Regions from separate parts of the Homo sapiens genome. Here region 2 is linked to region 1. The links are chromatin contacts, found by Hi-C or POLR2A ChIA-PET in ENCODE. All regions are on one chromosome and are shown on one strand. Each heading gives the region's core, a stretch centred on a gene start or an enhancer-like site at or near the end of the contact. The rest is flanking DNA. Distances are from core to core; before and after follow the strand shown. Region 1 has its middle 5.8 kb from the start of CNIH1. Region 2 overlaps SAMD4A (sterile alpha motif domain containing 4A).

Evidence for each region. Hi-C counts contacts between places; a loop is a spot of excess contacts on that map. ChIA-PET counts read pairs that join two places held with the same protein, here RNA polymerase II (POLR2A). Pooled maps may share reads with other maps.
Region 2: POLR2A ChIA-PET joins it to region 1 with 10 read pairs in AG04449. The contact joins two enhancer-like sites. A Hi-C loop is called at or near these places in 2 of 50 pooled maps. POLR2A ChIA-PET finds 5 or more read pairs at or near these places in 4 of 52 experiments (AG04449, OCI-LY7, activated T-cell and 1 more).

The regions. Positions count from the first base shown.
Region 1 is chr14:54,443,344-54,451,059 of GRCh38, forward strand. No RefSeq gene overlaps it. Among named protein-coding and RNA genes, the nearest start is that of CNIH1, 5.8 kb to the left of the region's middle. Within about 2 kb of position 3,133, at least 11 of the 41 ENCODE cell types and tissues checked have a DNase peak (open chromatin) inside an H3K27ac peak, as active enhancers do.
Region 2 is chr14:54,708,749-54,716,464 of GRCh38, forward strand. All of the region lies in intron 3 of SAMD4A (sterile alpha motif domain containing 4A), which reads left to right. Among named protein-coding and RNA genes, the nearest start is that of SAMD4A-AS1, 25 kb to the left of the region's middle. RefSeq lists a silencer at 840-889. Within about 2 kb of position 3,848, at least 12 of the 41 ENCODE cell types and tissues checked have a DNase peak (open chromatin) inside an H3K27ac peak, as active enhancers do.

The sequences.
Region 1 (7,716 bases), core at 1,883-4,382:
GGGCTCCTGTGCAGCCCAAGCCTCCCCAGCGAGCGCCACCCCCTGCTCCATGGCGCCCAGTCCCATCGACCACCCAAGGGCTGAGGAGTGCGGGTGCACGGCGCGGGACTGGCAGGCAGCTCCACCTGCAGCCCCGGTGTGGGATATGCTGGGTGAAGCCAGCTGGGCTCCTGAGTCTCGGGGGGAAGTGGAGAACCTTTATGCCTAGCTCAGGGATTGTAAATATACCAATCAGCACTCTGTATCTAGCTCAAGGTTTGTAAACACACCAATCAGCACCCTGTGTCTAGCTCAGGGTTTGGGAATGCACCAATGTGCACTCTGTATCTAGCTTCTCTGGTGAGGCCTTGGAGAACCTTTATGTCTAGCTCGGGGATTGTAAATACACCAATCAGCACTCTGTATCTAGCTCAAGGTTTGTAAACACACCAATCAGCACCCTGTATCTAGCTCAGGGTTTGTGAGTGCACCAATGGACACTCTGTATCTAGCTACTCTGGTGGGGCCTTAGAGAACCTTTGTGTGGATGCTCTGTATCTAAGTAATCTGGTGGGGACATGGAAAACCTTTGTGTCTAGCTCAGGGATTGTAAACGCACCAATCAGCGCCCTGTCAAAACAGACCACTCGGCTCTACCAATCAGCAGGACATGGGTGGGGCCAGATAAGAGAATAAAAGCAGGCTGCCGGAGCCAGCGGGGACAACCCGCTGAAGTCCAGTTCCATGGTGTGGGAGATTTGTTTTTTCGCTCCTTGCAATAAATCTTGCTACTGCTCTCTCTTTGGTTCCACACTGATTTTATGAGCTGTCACACTCACCACAAAGGTCTGCAGCTTCATTCCTGAACCCAGCAAGACCACGAGCCCACAGGGAGAAACGAACAATTCCAGACGCACCGCCTTAACAGCTGTAACGCTGCGAAGGTCTGTAGCTTCACTTCTGAGCCAGCGAGACCACGAACCACCAGGAGGGAAAAAACTCCGAACGCTTCCGAACATCAGAAGGAACAAACGCCAGACGCGCCATCTTAAGAGCTGTAACACTCACCACGAGGGTCCGTGGCTTCATTCTTGAAGTCAGACCAAGAACCCACCAATTCCAGGCACAATCTCATCTCTATTTCTTTTTTAAAATAATAAAATCCAATAACATTTTTTGTAAAGTTACTTTCTGCAGATGGACAGAGGCCCACCCCAGAGTGTAGGAACACAAGCTATACTTCAGCCCCACCAACCCTGGTCGTGCACCTATGTGCAGTGCACAAACTGCCCAACTGTGCACAATGACCCTGATTAGAGGAGTGTTAGATTGGAAATCGGGTCCCACGGCAATGGTCCAAGCAAAAGTTGCTATGGATCTGAACTAGAGCAGTGGAAGGTGGGAAGGAAAGGGGTAAACATGCTTGATAGTAGTTGGGAGACAAGCTCAGCTGAACTTGATTAACTGGATGCCCTGGTGAAAGCGAAGAAGGAGGCAAATGATATTTAATTCAGTACTTAAGGCCACGGGCACGGCAGAACGCAGCATCAGGCAATATTTATGCAAGAGAACTCACAATCTAATGAAAGGCAGATGCAGCTTTCTGGGCTCGGGAGAGAGAGTTTGCAGGGAACTACTCAAGCCAAACCATGAAATCGAACCCCCTTTTTCCAGATGAATCCCATCTACAACTTGGGAAATGATGTTTCATCACCAGATACCAAGAAATCCTACCTTTTGGCAACAAGTTTTTCTCCGGCTTCACTTGAAATGTGTGTTTTCCTTCTCTGCTGACTAGGCTAGCACCTTATCTCATAGAATGAAACTGTCTCCCAGGCACCCACCCTTAATTAGAAGGGGCTACCCCTATTTCACCTGAGGAGAAAGGAAATTTGTAAGAGAAATTTTGCCTGCCTCAACCCCTACAGCGGTTACATAAAACCCAGGTTCCCCACCAACTTTCTTCAAGGGTAGCATTTTAGGTATTTCAACAAAGGTTTGTTGAGCACCTGTTCTATGCCAGGTGGAGTGCTGACTGATTCACACAGTTATATAAGCTGCAGTAGGATGAAGCCCCCTTCACATATTACCAGAGCACACAGGTAAACTTTAGGCTTGTGCTGTCTAATACAGGAGCCACTAATCATGTGACTATTTAAATTTAAATTAAGCTGGGCAAGGTAGAACACACCTGCAATTCCAACACTTCAGGAAGCTGAGGCACAAGGATTGCTTGAGGCCATGGGGTTGGAGGCTGCAGTGAGCCATGGTTGCGCCACTGCACCCCAGCCTGGGTGACAGAATGAAACCTTGTCTCCAAAAAAAATTTTTAATTAAAAAATAAAAACAAAATTTAAAATTCAGTTCCTCAGCTACGCTAGCCATATTTCCAGCGCTCATATTTCCAGTATTCAATAGCCTCATGTGGCCACTATATTAGACAGCATAGATATAGGATACCTCCAACATAGAAAGTTCTACTGGGCAGCAGTACTTTAGACAATATTAAGCAGCTATAATCTGTGAGAGAATACACCCTTTTGAAAGAGGATAAAGAGCTAGTTGGATCAACCAACCATAGACAAGGTAGTGAGGAAAATAATGAGTTTACTTGACATTTTGGAGGACCATTATAGACAGTGAGAAATCTATACTCTCTGTGTTCAAACAATTCCTAGTATTCTTTGGAATTTGCGTTAATTCTTTTAGCCCATGGGAGTACTTTTGCAGTAAATACTGAATTAAGTTCCTGCTTTGACTTGCATGTATGAATGGGGCTGGATAATATTTCAAAGAAGGATTAATTTATATGCTTGTTCTCTCTCTCTCCCTCCTTCTTTCCCCTCCTCCTTCCCTCAAATTCCTTTGTTCAAATTCTTTCCATCAATTTACCATCACTGCCCCCACTAGCCATGTTCCCAATCTGGACAGCTAGACACAAGTCAGCTGCTTGGAGCCCTGGAAAACAAAGCCCGCAAATACAAAGCATCTAGTCTAAGAAAAACTTCAGATACACAGAAAAAGTTCAGATACACATCTGAGAAATTTTCCAGCACCCTCCCCAACCCCCAACTAGATAAAGCTGGTATTGAGGAAGGGAAGGGGGAGGCGCTGAGCAGTTAGGAGAACGTGACCTCAAGAAACTTGCAAGGCTCTAAGGAAACAAGCACCACCTTGCCAAACTCCAGGGAGTTGCTTGGCAGCTCAGCTCGGGGTTTCTGCCAATTGACAGCAAGCCATACTTCACCACTGATCATCCAGGTGGGAGTGAGGCTTGGCACTCTGCCCAGCACTCCTCCAGTGCCAAGGGCAGGGCAGGTGGGGGCGTAGGATGCTCAGAGACATGGTGGTAACATAAAAGGGAAAGCTCTGCATTGGTGTAAATTTATCCTCAACCAACTAACTAGTGAGGACTCCCACAAAGGGAGAATAATAGGAGAACATCTCATCCCAGTTACAAATGCCATATGCAATCCACTATGCTTTCGGATGATCTGGGCCCTTGCCTTGAATAATGAGGCACTTCCAAGAGGAAAGAACCCTGGGCACAGAAGACTATAGGTCATCAGTCCCCAGTCTTCCAGAAGATGTTTGTGTAATTGGGGAAGAAGCAATTTCACCTGGTAATTAGTGGTGGTTGTGGGTGGGCTATGGATCTAGACATGTGACTCAGACATAAGACTTGGAAAGAATAGTTATGAAGCTGGGGAAAATGGGATGCGTAACCGAAAGTGTTGGTTGCTCCCAAACCCACTCCCACTTCTTTCTTGTTGGCAGAGCTCAGAGTTTGTTCAAGGCTTTATGCCCCCTATGCCACATACTCAGAAGAGAAGCCTTTCCCAGGATTCTCTTTTTTTTTTTTTTTTTTTTGAGAAAAGGTAGCTCTGCCCCTCCAGAACAATGTGTGATTCTCAGTTATTTTCTGTATGTGGCAGAGCTGACAATGTGTTCATGTTTTTTTCTGCTCACTATGTACCTTTCCAAAACCTTGGGTTACGGCAGCATGCAAGTAGAGAGCTTCAGGCTGCCCAGCAGGATGTAGTTTCTCAATATTGGTGGCTGTGTCATCCATTCTGCCCTTTGCACTGGGAGTGCCTGTTACACAACCATGATGAAGGGAGTTAATGTACAGAAATGACTTAACAATTTCATATGTGCAAAAAAAGTCACTTTGTTTTGTTTTGTTTTTGTTTTTGGAGACAGTCTCGCTCTATTCCCCAGGCTGGAGTGCAGTGGCACGATCTCTGCTCACTGCAACCTCCGCCTCCCACGTTCAAGCAATTCTCCCGCCTCAGCCTCCTGAGTAGCTGGGATTTCAGGCACCCGCCACCATGCCCGGTTAATTTATTTATTTATTTATTTACTGAGACGGAGTCTCACTCTGTCCCCCAGGCTGGAGTACAGTGGTGTGATCTTGGCTCACTGCAACCTCCGCCTCCCAGGTTCAAGCAATTCTCCTGCCTCGGCCTCCCGAGTAGCTGGGATTACAGGTGCATGGCATCAGGCCTGGCTAATTTTATTGTATTTTTAGTAGAGACAGGGTTTCACCATGCTGGCTAGGCTGGTCTTGAACTCCTGACCTCAGGTGATCCACCTGCCTCAGCCTCCTGAAGTGCTGGGATTACAGGCGTGAGCCACCACGCCAGGGCTATTGTTCTTAATTTGTATGTGTCTTTCATAAGCCGCATAGTTTAAAGATGGTGAAATGCACAGATCTTAAGTGTATAATTCAAGGAGTTTCAATACACATATACACCTACGTAACCTCCCTCCTAAAGACAGAGAACATTTCCATCACCCCACAAAGTTCTCTCATGACCTACCCCCTAGGCAACAATTGTTCTGCTTTCTAGTACCATGGATGAGTTTTACGGGTCCTTCAACTTCACTAAATGGAATCATATGATATGTATTCTTGGTGTCTGCTTTGTTTTGGCTCAGCATAATCTTTTGGGGTTTTCTCTTCAAAATTCATCCATATTGCTGCATGTATCAGCAGTTCATTCACTTTTTAAAAATCAACTTTATTAAGGTATAATTTACAGAAAATAATATTTACCCATTTTAAGGGCACAGTCAATGAGTGTATGGAAAATTATACACTCACCCACCCACAATCAAAATGTTCAACATTTACAATACCCAAAAAATTTCCACCATGGTGCTTCCTAACCCACAGCCAAGGCAACCACTCATCTGCTTTCTGGCATTATAGATTAGATTGGTCTTTTCTAGACCATCATATCATTGAAATTATATAGTATGTACTCTTGTCTGGCTTCTTTCATTCAGCATATTTCTGAAATTCACCCATCTTGTGTTTTCACAGGGTTTTTTTTCATTGCTCTGTAACATTCCACTGTATGAATATATCACAATTTGTTTATCTGTTCTCCTATTTATGGACATCTGGGCTATTTTTAATCTGGAGCTATTATAGACAAATCTGTAACATACATTCTTGTACATGTCTTTTTCTGAATATGTATTTTCTTTTCTCTTGGGCAGATACATAGGAGCGAAACTGCTGGGTTATGGCAAAGGTGCTATATTCTTTATTATGTTTAAGTAACTTTATTCCAACTCCATTTCCCTTTCCAGTGGATTAGTGAAAAATTCTGTCTCAGGCATTATTGGTGGTCTCCCTTCGGAGAGTCATACTAGTGTCCTGGAAATGTATGTGATCACTGTAGCAGAACGGACAGATATTAGAATCTTTGCCAAGGTTGGGAACTCCGGTACCTCCTGGCACCCCAGGGTTGTCCTCTCTATGATGCCACTGCCTCCCCACAGCCTACAGAACAGGGGACGGATCCTTACTGCCTGCAGGACTCACAGATCTCTCTCTCTGATCCCTTCCCAGTTTAGGAAATTAGCTGCTCCCTCCTCTCTCCTAGACCCCCAAAAGCCTTCACTCACCATCCTCCCACTCTGGGACACCTGGGAAATTCTCTTCAGTGCAATGAGGGCTTTCACAGGAGGCAAGAAGAGCTGTTGATCAGATGGCTTCTTCTTTCTGTCCTTCCTGCAAAAATTCCCAAGGCAAGGAAGCCTAAAGGGATTCATCACTGTCAAAGTGTGGAGGGAGAGAGGAACACAAGGGGAAAACACCAATAATTAGTTCAAGAAATGATTTAGCCACCTTTTAAGTACCAGGGAGTACTCAATCTTATTTTTGGTAGTTTTGCACATTTGATTTCCTGAAGTTGTAAACTGAATGTCCTCTTTGTTGAATGAAAGAAGTTTTGAAATCTTTGAAAGAAACTAAATGATTCTATGGGACATATTGCTCTCTAATTTCCTTTATTGAAGATTTTACCATTTGATGTGTGAGTGGGTTAGTCAGGCTCATTGGGATTGCAAGGAAAAGAGTCATGCCCAGGTTTTATCGTTCTACGGAGGTAGACCATAAGGACACACTCAGAAGTCGAGGAGCTTAGGAAGGGATTGCAGCCTTCGCAAATAGCCTTTTAAAAGACTCTGGAATGCCAGTGACCCAGAACCTGAGAGCCTCTGAGTGACTAGCATGTGTTGTCCCTCATTCCAGTGGCACATCCCTATGGTAACAACATTATCTCAGGCCCAGGGGCAGCTTTCAGGGGCCATAGAACTCAGAGAGTGTTGAACCCACATAGGAACCTAGACCCACCTTAGCAAACTTGACGTTACAGCATCATGCAGCAATTTCTGGGCTGTCTTAGTCCATTTGTGCTGCTACACTGAATAATTTATAAACAACAGAAATTTATTTCTCACAATTCTCGAAGCTGATAAGTCTAAGATTCAGGCACCAGCAGGATTGGTGTCTGGTGAGGGCTGCTGTCTCCTTCCAAGATGGCGCCTTATTGCTGCATCCCCTGAAGGGGAGAAACACTGTGTTCTCACCTGATGGAAAGAAAGGAAGGGCAAGAAGAGCCCAGGCTAGTTCCCTCCAGCCCTTTCATAAAACATGAATCCATTCGTAAAGGCAGAGCCCTCATAACTTAATCACTTTCCAAAAGGCCCCAGCTCCTAATACCACCACAATGGGGATTAAGTTTCAACATGAATTTTGGAGAGGACACATTCAAACCATAGCATGGGCTTAGGTTAAGCTGGCAGCCAGCAGCTTGCAGAGCACCTAAGATGGATGCCAAGCTTTCCAGAAACATTGATCCATAAAGACTCTGAATTTTAACGTTGAACACATACATAATCAAAAACCGAAAAACTCTATGAATAATAAAAGCTTCTGAATGCCAGCCTTGTAAGTGGGAAATGAGACTACAATGTAGGACCTTCTAGAAAATCCCTAGTAGCTGCAAACAGAAAAATCAAGCTACCACCTAAACTGTTCCCCTAGCCACGTGGGTTGAGTCATCACCACCAGTTCCTTATTAAGGAAGAACTAGACATCGACATTGAAACCAGATGTGGGGAAGCATTGCTGAAGGTTAAAAGGGCACCACTGGAGTCAAAAATCACTGCTCTACTCATAACTCTAGAGTGACCTTGGGGAAGTAACTCTGACTCTCAAAGTCTGTTTCATTTTCTGAAAAATGTGGAAGATAATAACACCTACCTCATAAAGTTGTTTTAAGGATTCAATGAGGTATAAAGGTGTTCAGCTCCGATAAATAAAAGTGTTAGTAATCCCTGCCAAGAAGACAACAGACTCAGTATGTTTGACGAAAGAAAACTTCAATGCAAAAGCAAAGATAAAAAGGGAGGAGGTGAGATTCAGAGCCCAAGTGAAAA
Region 2 (7,716 bases), core at 2,598-5,097, 270 kb after region 1:
TTAATGAGATGAAGACCAAGGATTGACCACTGGATTTATCAAAGAGGGATAACAGAGGTAAAACTGAGAGCACTTAGCACATGGTAGGTAATTAAGGGATGAAAAAAGTTAATGACTCCAAAGAGATTGGAGGTAAGAGGGAGACAAACTGGCCACATGCTAGATTTTGGATGTATGTTTATGTTGAGATGTTGGAGCACTGAGATGGAGAAAAGTGATGTTTAGAAGGCATTAAAAATAGGTGATAGAGGCCGGATGCAGTGGCTCACTGTAATCCCAGCACTTTGGGAGACCCAGGCAGGCAGATCGCATAAGCTCAGGAGTTCCAGACCAGCCTGGGCAACGTGGTGAAACCACATCTCTATAAAAAATACAAAAATTAGCCGGGTGTGGTGGTGTGTGTCTATAGTCCCATCTACTCAGGAAGCTGAGGAGGGAGGATCACTTGAGCCTGGGAGGTAGAGGTTGCAGTGACCCGAGATCACACCACTGCACTTCAGTCTGGGTGACAGAATAAGCCTCTGTCTCAAAAACAAACAAACAAACAAACAAAAAACAGAAGAAAAGAAAAAAATAGGTGCTATAGTTACACAGAGTTTTGAAGGACAGGATTAGAATAAGGATGAGTAGGAGCCAAAACCTAAGTCCTAATCTAATGAGAATCTACGTATTTTCATTCATCGAGAGGCAAGAGTATCTTTTATTGGTTGCAGAGGTTAAGTCAAGTGACATCTCAAGGACCTTTTCTACCATGAGATAAGGGAAGAGTGGGTTGGGATAGGTTGAAAAATCTGTTATGCAGCCTTTTGGATGACATCAGAGCACTTCAAAAGAAAGAGAAGAATGTATTTTTTTAGCACCTTGTTCTAGTAAGGCCACTCAAGGGTATGCTGACTAAGAACAAGAATGTGTGTGTTCTTCACCACGAGCCTGTAGGACCAGACAGGATCAAGGTATTGGCTGTGACAAACCTTACACAAGGCTTGGTCAACTTTGTTTCACCCATCAAGAGCAATTAATTCCAAATATAGGCAGATAGAACCCGGATTAGCATCTCTAGGTTTGCTTCCTGTCTAAGGTCTGTTATAGAAGAAAAGTAAACCATTCAGGCAAAGAATAAGTATTTCCTGGCTTTCTTAAGAGCCTACAGAATTCCCCTGTGTGGTTGTCAGTGCTACCTCAGTTGCCCCAAACTGCCTTTCTGACCCTTGTCTGTTCTTCCCTGGTGGACCTGGACCTGGAAGAAATCTCTGTGCTACAGCTACAAATGAAACTTGTTTTTATTCAAATAATTGCAACACTTGACTTTTCTTTGCATTATTGACATTTGGATTTGAAAGCATGCTGGCCTTTGTTAGCCCAACATGAGGTAAGAACTCAGAAACTTTGGATACCTAAATTATGCCAAAATGCTCCATTTAATCTGTCCACTTCTACAGATTCATGGCACATTGTGGAATCTTAGTATTTATTTTATTAATCTTGATTTTTTTCTGATGATAAAAATGATGTGTTTGGTACCATAGAAGATAAAAAGTAAATTAACAATGATAGCACACACCTACATAGTGTTTACTATATATTGGGTACTGTTTAAAACCCTTTACATAAATATTAACTCATTGAATCCTCATAACCTCATGATGGTGGGTATTATTGTTATCCCCATTTAACAGCTAAGGGAACTGGAGCACAGAAAGGTTAGGTAATGTGACCAACATCACAGACCTACTAAGTAGTTCAGCTGGGATGTGAACCTAGGCAGTGAGGCCCCTGGAAATCGATGTTATTACTTGCCTCTCCCTCCTAATCCTATCCTCAGAATTTGAATGAGTAGCTAGTAGACTCTTGCTTTTCTCTGACCCTGGATTTGGCCCCATACAGACCCTCCAGCTTCCGTGGTCTCCACAGCCCACAGGTATGAGACCCTGCCTGAATTGCCCCATCTCTGTGACTCTCTGAAGCAGGGAGCAGTCTTTGCACCGATCCACACAACTCGGTGTCAGCTCTTAGCATTTTGTGTCAGTTTTTGGTCGCCATGTTCACCTATCCTTCCCGACTGTGAGCTCCTTGGGGATAGGGGTTGTATCTTCTTTATCCGTATTTCCCAGCACCTGGGATAATGTGTGGCTCAAAAAGTCACAGAAATTTTGGAAATGTCAAATTCCTGGCACAGATTCAGCTGCAGTGGCAGAGCACCTTGTTGGACGATGGCCGTCTCTTGCTAAGCCCAGATGTGGCCTCTGAATCATCCTCAATATGCCCCTCTAGGCAACCACTATAATTCAATAAGAGATGGCATGTGAGCTGAAGCTTGTCTGCCCACCCTGCCATAAATGTTTGCTGAACAGTAGGGACTTAATAAATTCCTGAGCTCACTAGGCACATGTTCATGAAAATAATGAATTTCCAAAATAAACAAGAAAATGTCCCTAGGAATTCACTAAATATTTGGTGATAATATTGATCATTTAGCCTTCTGTCATAATCACCTTAGTGACATTTATTGTTACTCTTGCTCCTTTTTGACTTATTTGACCAAATCAGTTTCAATACTAACAGACTTTTAAAAACATACCTTGATTATAGAGATAGTTACATGAATTTATACATGTGATGAACTGCCATAGTTACAAATGTATACCCAAAAAAACTAGTGATCGTAAAAACAGCTGAGATCTGAATAAGGCCTGTAGTCTAGTTAGTTGTATTGCATTAATGTCAAGCTTCTGATTTTGATAATGCACTATTGATACGTAAGATGTCACCTTGGGGGAAGCTGGGTGATGGGTACATGAGACGTCTCTGGGTAGTATTTCTGCAATTTCTTGTAAATCTATAATTACGTCAAAATTAAAAGTTAAAAAACAAAAATTACTTGGGATATTCAGTGCCTGGATTTTGGAGGGGTTCGGGGGAGGACATTGGTTTGGTCCTTGTTCTTGGTCTTCCTGAGGGGTAGAGGAAGTCCTTGCATTTATGGAAAGGATGGCTGCTAGGCCTCATAGAGCCAACATCTGAAACTAAACAACTTCTGCAAGCAAAGTGGAGGACGAGTAGGAGTGAATCTCAGGGAAAGTGGCTCCCTTAGGAGCCCCTGATCTGCTACGGGAAAAAAACCTCCATTTCTCTCAGCCCCTAATGCGGCAAGAGTCAGCGATTTCAAAGGTACTTGTTTTGCTCATGAAGTCCTTCCTCTTCCTTTTGCCCTTCACCTTTTTTCACAAGGCCACAAACCGCTTCAAGTGCATTTCAGTCAGCCTGTGAGAACCATCAGAACACAGATATTCAAGAGAGGGAGAGACACCAGGCAGCTCAGCTCTAGATGGGTCTGGCAAGGAAAGAGGCCTTTGCAAATGGCCTCTTGGAACCTAAAAAGGAAGGGTGAAGCCTGGGGACCCTGATTCTATCTTGCAGGCTGCAGGTCATCCCCACCCAAAGCCTTTGGAGCCACTGTTGTAGTCTGGAGTTCCTTTGAAATCTTTCATGGAATTATTTTGCCTTTTACCAGCAGACTTTCTTTCTCGGTGGAAAATTTCTTCCTCCCAAAAATCTAGCCAACCTGGCATGTAACTGAAAAATTCCATTATTTCCTTAACCCCTCATTTGCTCTTCAAAGAGGTAACTAATGAAAGAGTTGGTTTGCTTTCTTTGAGAAGCATTTATAACAGCTGGCATGGTATATTTTTAGCTTTAGCTTCCTTCCCCTTTGGGGGAAACTTTTTTTAGTATGGCACTGGCCTTCCTAATACATACTACATTGTAAACATGACTCAGTGATATCTCAGAGGACTCGATGTTGCCACCGGCTGATCCTTCTCCTGTTTCCAAGAGTCCAGGGTTTTTACCGGACTGTGTTTTTCCTCATCATGCCTAGTGTCTGTTTTCCAAGGCTTGGGGAGGAATGATCAGAAAAATGCTGTAGTGGGCGAGAAGCCTGCTAGTTGATCATGTGTTGGAGATCCCTCTGCCTGGAAAAAGCCAGAGACCTCCATGGGCTGCATGCACCTTGGGTCATGAGGCTGTGCTCTCCATCCCCCATCCAGGAAGATTTTTTTAGACTTCAGTGACAGTGAGGGTTATTAAACACTAGATGAGCTACAGAGGAAGACAGTTGTGTTCTCATTCCCCACCAGACTTTAAAAATAGGATGGATTCTGGCTGGAATAAATGGCTTAAGTTGGACTAGCCTGGAAGAGGGGAGGAGGAAAGGGGAGATGAACAGGATGGCTTCTGTAAGACCCTTTTTGAGCCCTGTAGTCTTATGATTTCTGTTATTTCACAAGATTTAGAGTCATAGACTAACTATAGCTGTTCTACAAACAGACAGGAAAACTTTTAAATTTGCATTTACTGATTTTTTTTTCTTTTAAGATTTCCCGAGTAAACTCAGGCTACACTAAAGAAAGATGTCTCATGACTGTAGCTTACACATATCTTTGATATCTTTAATTTCAAAAAATTAAACCTTTGAATTTCACGGTCTTAGGTACCGAGGTGAGGGTAAATGTTAGTGCCATCAACTATTGTCAATCTAGGGTATATTTTCTAACTGTTAAACACTAAATCTCATTCCGGCCATCTCCCATCCCCACCCCAGCTCTCAACATTCTATTAGGTAAAATACATTCTCAGGAAATCTCAGGTATCAGTCAGTTAAGAGCAGGGTGTGGAGATGAGGAAGCCAGGTGAGCAGGGGGCTCCAAAATCTGGAAAATGCTATAAAGGATTTTTGTGGGTTGGAGGAAGGCTAAAACTCCCAACATACTCCAGGGTAGTCATTCCTTGCTAAAACTTTGGACCATTTCCACAGACAAATTCCATGGCTAGAGCTAGACAGTGAAGCCAATGGGAGCACAGGGTTTGCTTTAGAGATTTGTTTCACAGCCAGCCTTTCTGAGATGCATCCTTTTGGAAAAGCCCAGCAAAACCCATATGGAGCTAAAAGATTTATAATGGATTACTTTATGCTTTAGTCTTCTGCTTTGCACAGTAAGACATTGCTATATAAAGGGAATTAATTATAAGGCTGTGAATAGTGTTTGAGAGATTCAAGTTGGTACATAAACAATGAGGCAGTCTTGATTAAGAACAACTTTGAAGTCAGACAAGTTGGTTTTAAAGTCCAGTTTTTCCAATAACTAGAGGTATAGTTATGGACAAGTTACTTGACCTCTAAGCCTCCTTTCCTCATCTATAAAATGAGAATAAATTTCAGTAGAAGGCTTCTTCATTGACTTGATCCAGATAGGTAGTTGATGCATTCATTGTACTAGCTGTTTAAAGAAGGGAATCATAACAAATAAGACTTTAAATGTATAATTTTATCTTAAAACATAAATATCTATATCCATTTTCAGCCTTTCGTATAGCATGATAGCCTTTTCTCTAAGAAGAGGGTACCTGACAGGTTGCTCTATGTCTTTCCTGCATAAATCATACCCTTAATACGTTACTGTCTTTGATTTCTTTAAAATGGAGCAGGAATTTAAAGGCATTTGCAAAAACATCAGAGCATAGACTCTCTAGATTCTAGTTTTTCTTTTTACAATTTAGCTTATAGTTTTCTCACTCACACTGAATTCAACAGTAGATTTTTAAGCAAAAATAATGAATATTTCTAAAGCATTTAAGTTTTTTTGCAGTTAACTTTATAACTTGTGTGTCATTGTTTCTGTGATGTGTTTTAAAATTACATATTTACAGTAAGTACAACTGGCATAAACAGGCTTGGGAACAACCTGTTTGACCCTTGGTACACCTACAAGTCAGCTGGTGGGAGCAGAAGGGCACAAGTAAATTACAGTGCTAGGGGAGTCAGTAAGCCATGAGCATCAGTAAGTAGTTTAAAGGGAATGGAGAGTAGTGGTTGGTCCAGAAAGTTGGTTAAGTGAAGATGAGTTAAGAGAGCATTTAAGGGTGGTTGTGAGGATTAAATGAGAAATGTGTGTAAAGCACTTGCCAGTAGGATAGCCCTTATTGTTGTCGTTATTACTGCTGGTAATAGTAAGGGTGCTTCTTCCACAAGCCCAGCCTCTGCAGTAAACTATGATGGAATAGGATCTCTGGGGAAGCCCTATGACAAAGCTATCCCATTATGCTAAATTGAAATCAAGATACTTTGAATCAGTTCTACAAAGAGCCAGCCTTCCACAAATACCATTATTCCCTTAAGGATTGTTCTAGTGATATATATTACTAAATACTTTAAAGTGGACCAGATTTTAAAATAATAAAGAGTAAGGTAAAATTGTGTTGATGTTGCTTCTTTGGGATCCATTATGAATAGGAATAGTTTTTTAAATTAGTAATAATTATAAGAATATTATTCACACTTTTAAAAATTATCCTTAAGTAACAGAATAGGATTTAATAGGAACAAATGAGGCTCTGTACACACATTCAGGCCAGGGAAGTGTGACCAGTCCCAAGAGGGCAGAGTATTTGAAAGAAAAAAAAAATTGCCATAGTGAATTCACTTCCAACTCAGAGTGTGATCTTAAACTCACGGGGATTCTCACTTCTTTATGAAAGTTTGGGGTTGGATGACCCCTAAGGCTCCTTCTTAGCACTTTTATTCTTTGCTTCCAAAGTAGAATCTTCAACTCAGAGAGTGCTGCTGATGAGTCGATAGTACTCATTTTGGGCTGGGTGGGGGAGGAGAGTGAAATGTCTAGGAGAAGTGGGATGTGACAAAGCCAGGAAGAGAGCCTCCTGCTGTATTCAGCATTAACTACATACTACGTGAAAAATCTAATACGGTTTTGGTCCCCCTAATTTTAAAAAAGAATGTGAAAAAATCAGTAACTGCTACCTGGAGTGTGAAGGGAAGTCTGGTGGACAGGGTGGGGGAATTATTTATCATCCTGCTCTTTGAAGTAAGCACCATATTAATGTCATGTATTACCTATTAAAAATATATAAAATGAGAAATACATGAGGATATTAGTGAAGAAAGAGGGGAAAAAGAAGATAGCCTAAAATAAAAAGCAAAATGATTCAGCCTGGAATAATAATGCTAAATAAGGGGTGATCTGATAATTTAGAAACGTATTAGAGTTTATTAATAGGAAACACAGTATCATGAGTTCCTTAGTCTCTGCCATATAGAAAGAAAAGAAAATTGGCAAAAATAATACTGGTTTAAGGTCATGGTGATGATGAAACTTCAGGAGCATGCTACAGTTATAAATGTGGATTCTAAAGAAAAAAAAATCAGAGGATCACCAAGTTCTGTTGCTTGGCACCTGAATCACAGGCCACTTGAAAGCCATTCTTGCTTGATGATTGTGGTTTCATCAAGACAGATTCTTTTGGAAGAAAAGTGGACTATTCGAAGGCTCTTTGTTTTAAGAGATCTGATAAATATTTAGCATGTTACTGGTCTTATTCAAGTACCAATAAGTCAAATATTTTCACAGTGGAAGCAGGGACACTCAGCTTTTGCCCTGTCTCAAAAACTACCCATTTTCGGTTAAAAAACAAACAACTTTTGCTATACCCAAGTCAAAACAAAGTCAGACATGTATTCCTCAGCTCCAGGTTCTTGAGAGGCCTCGATCGATAGGTAGAGCACCCAACACTGTCCTACAGAGCCTAGAAATTAAACTTTCTCAGAAGACAAGGGCTGACGAGAGGGTACATAGTATTAAGAAATTGAATATACTCTCTGTATCTCTTGTTAGTACCCAGGTGAAACATAGGAGACAAAACACA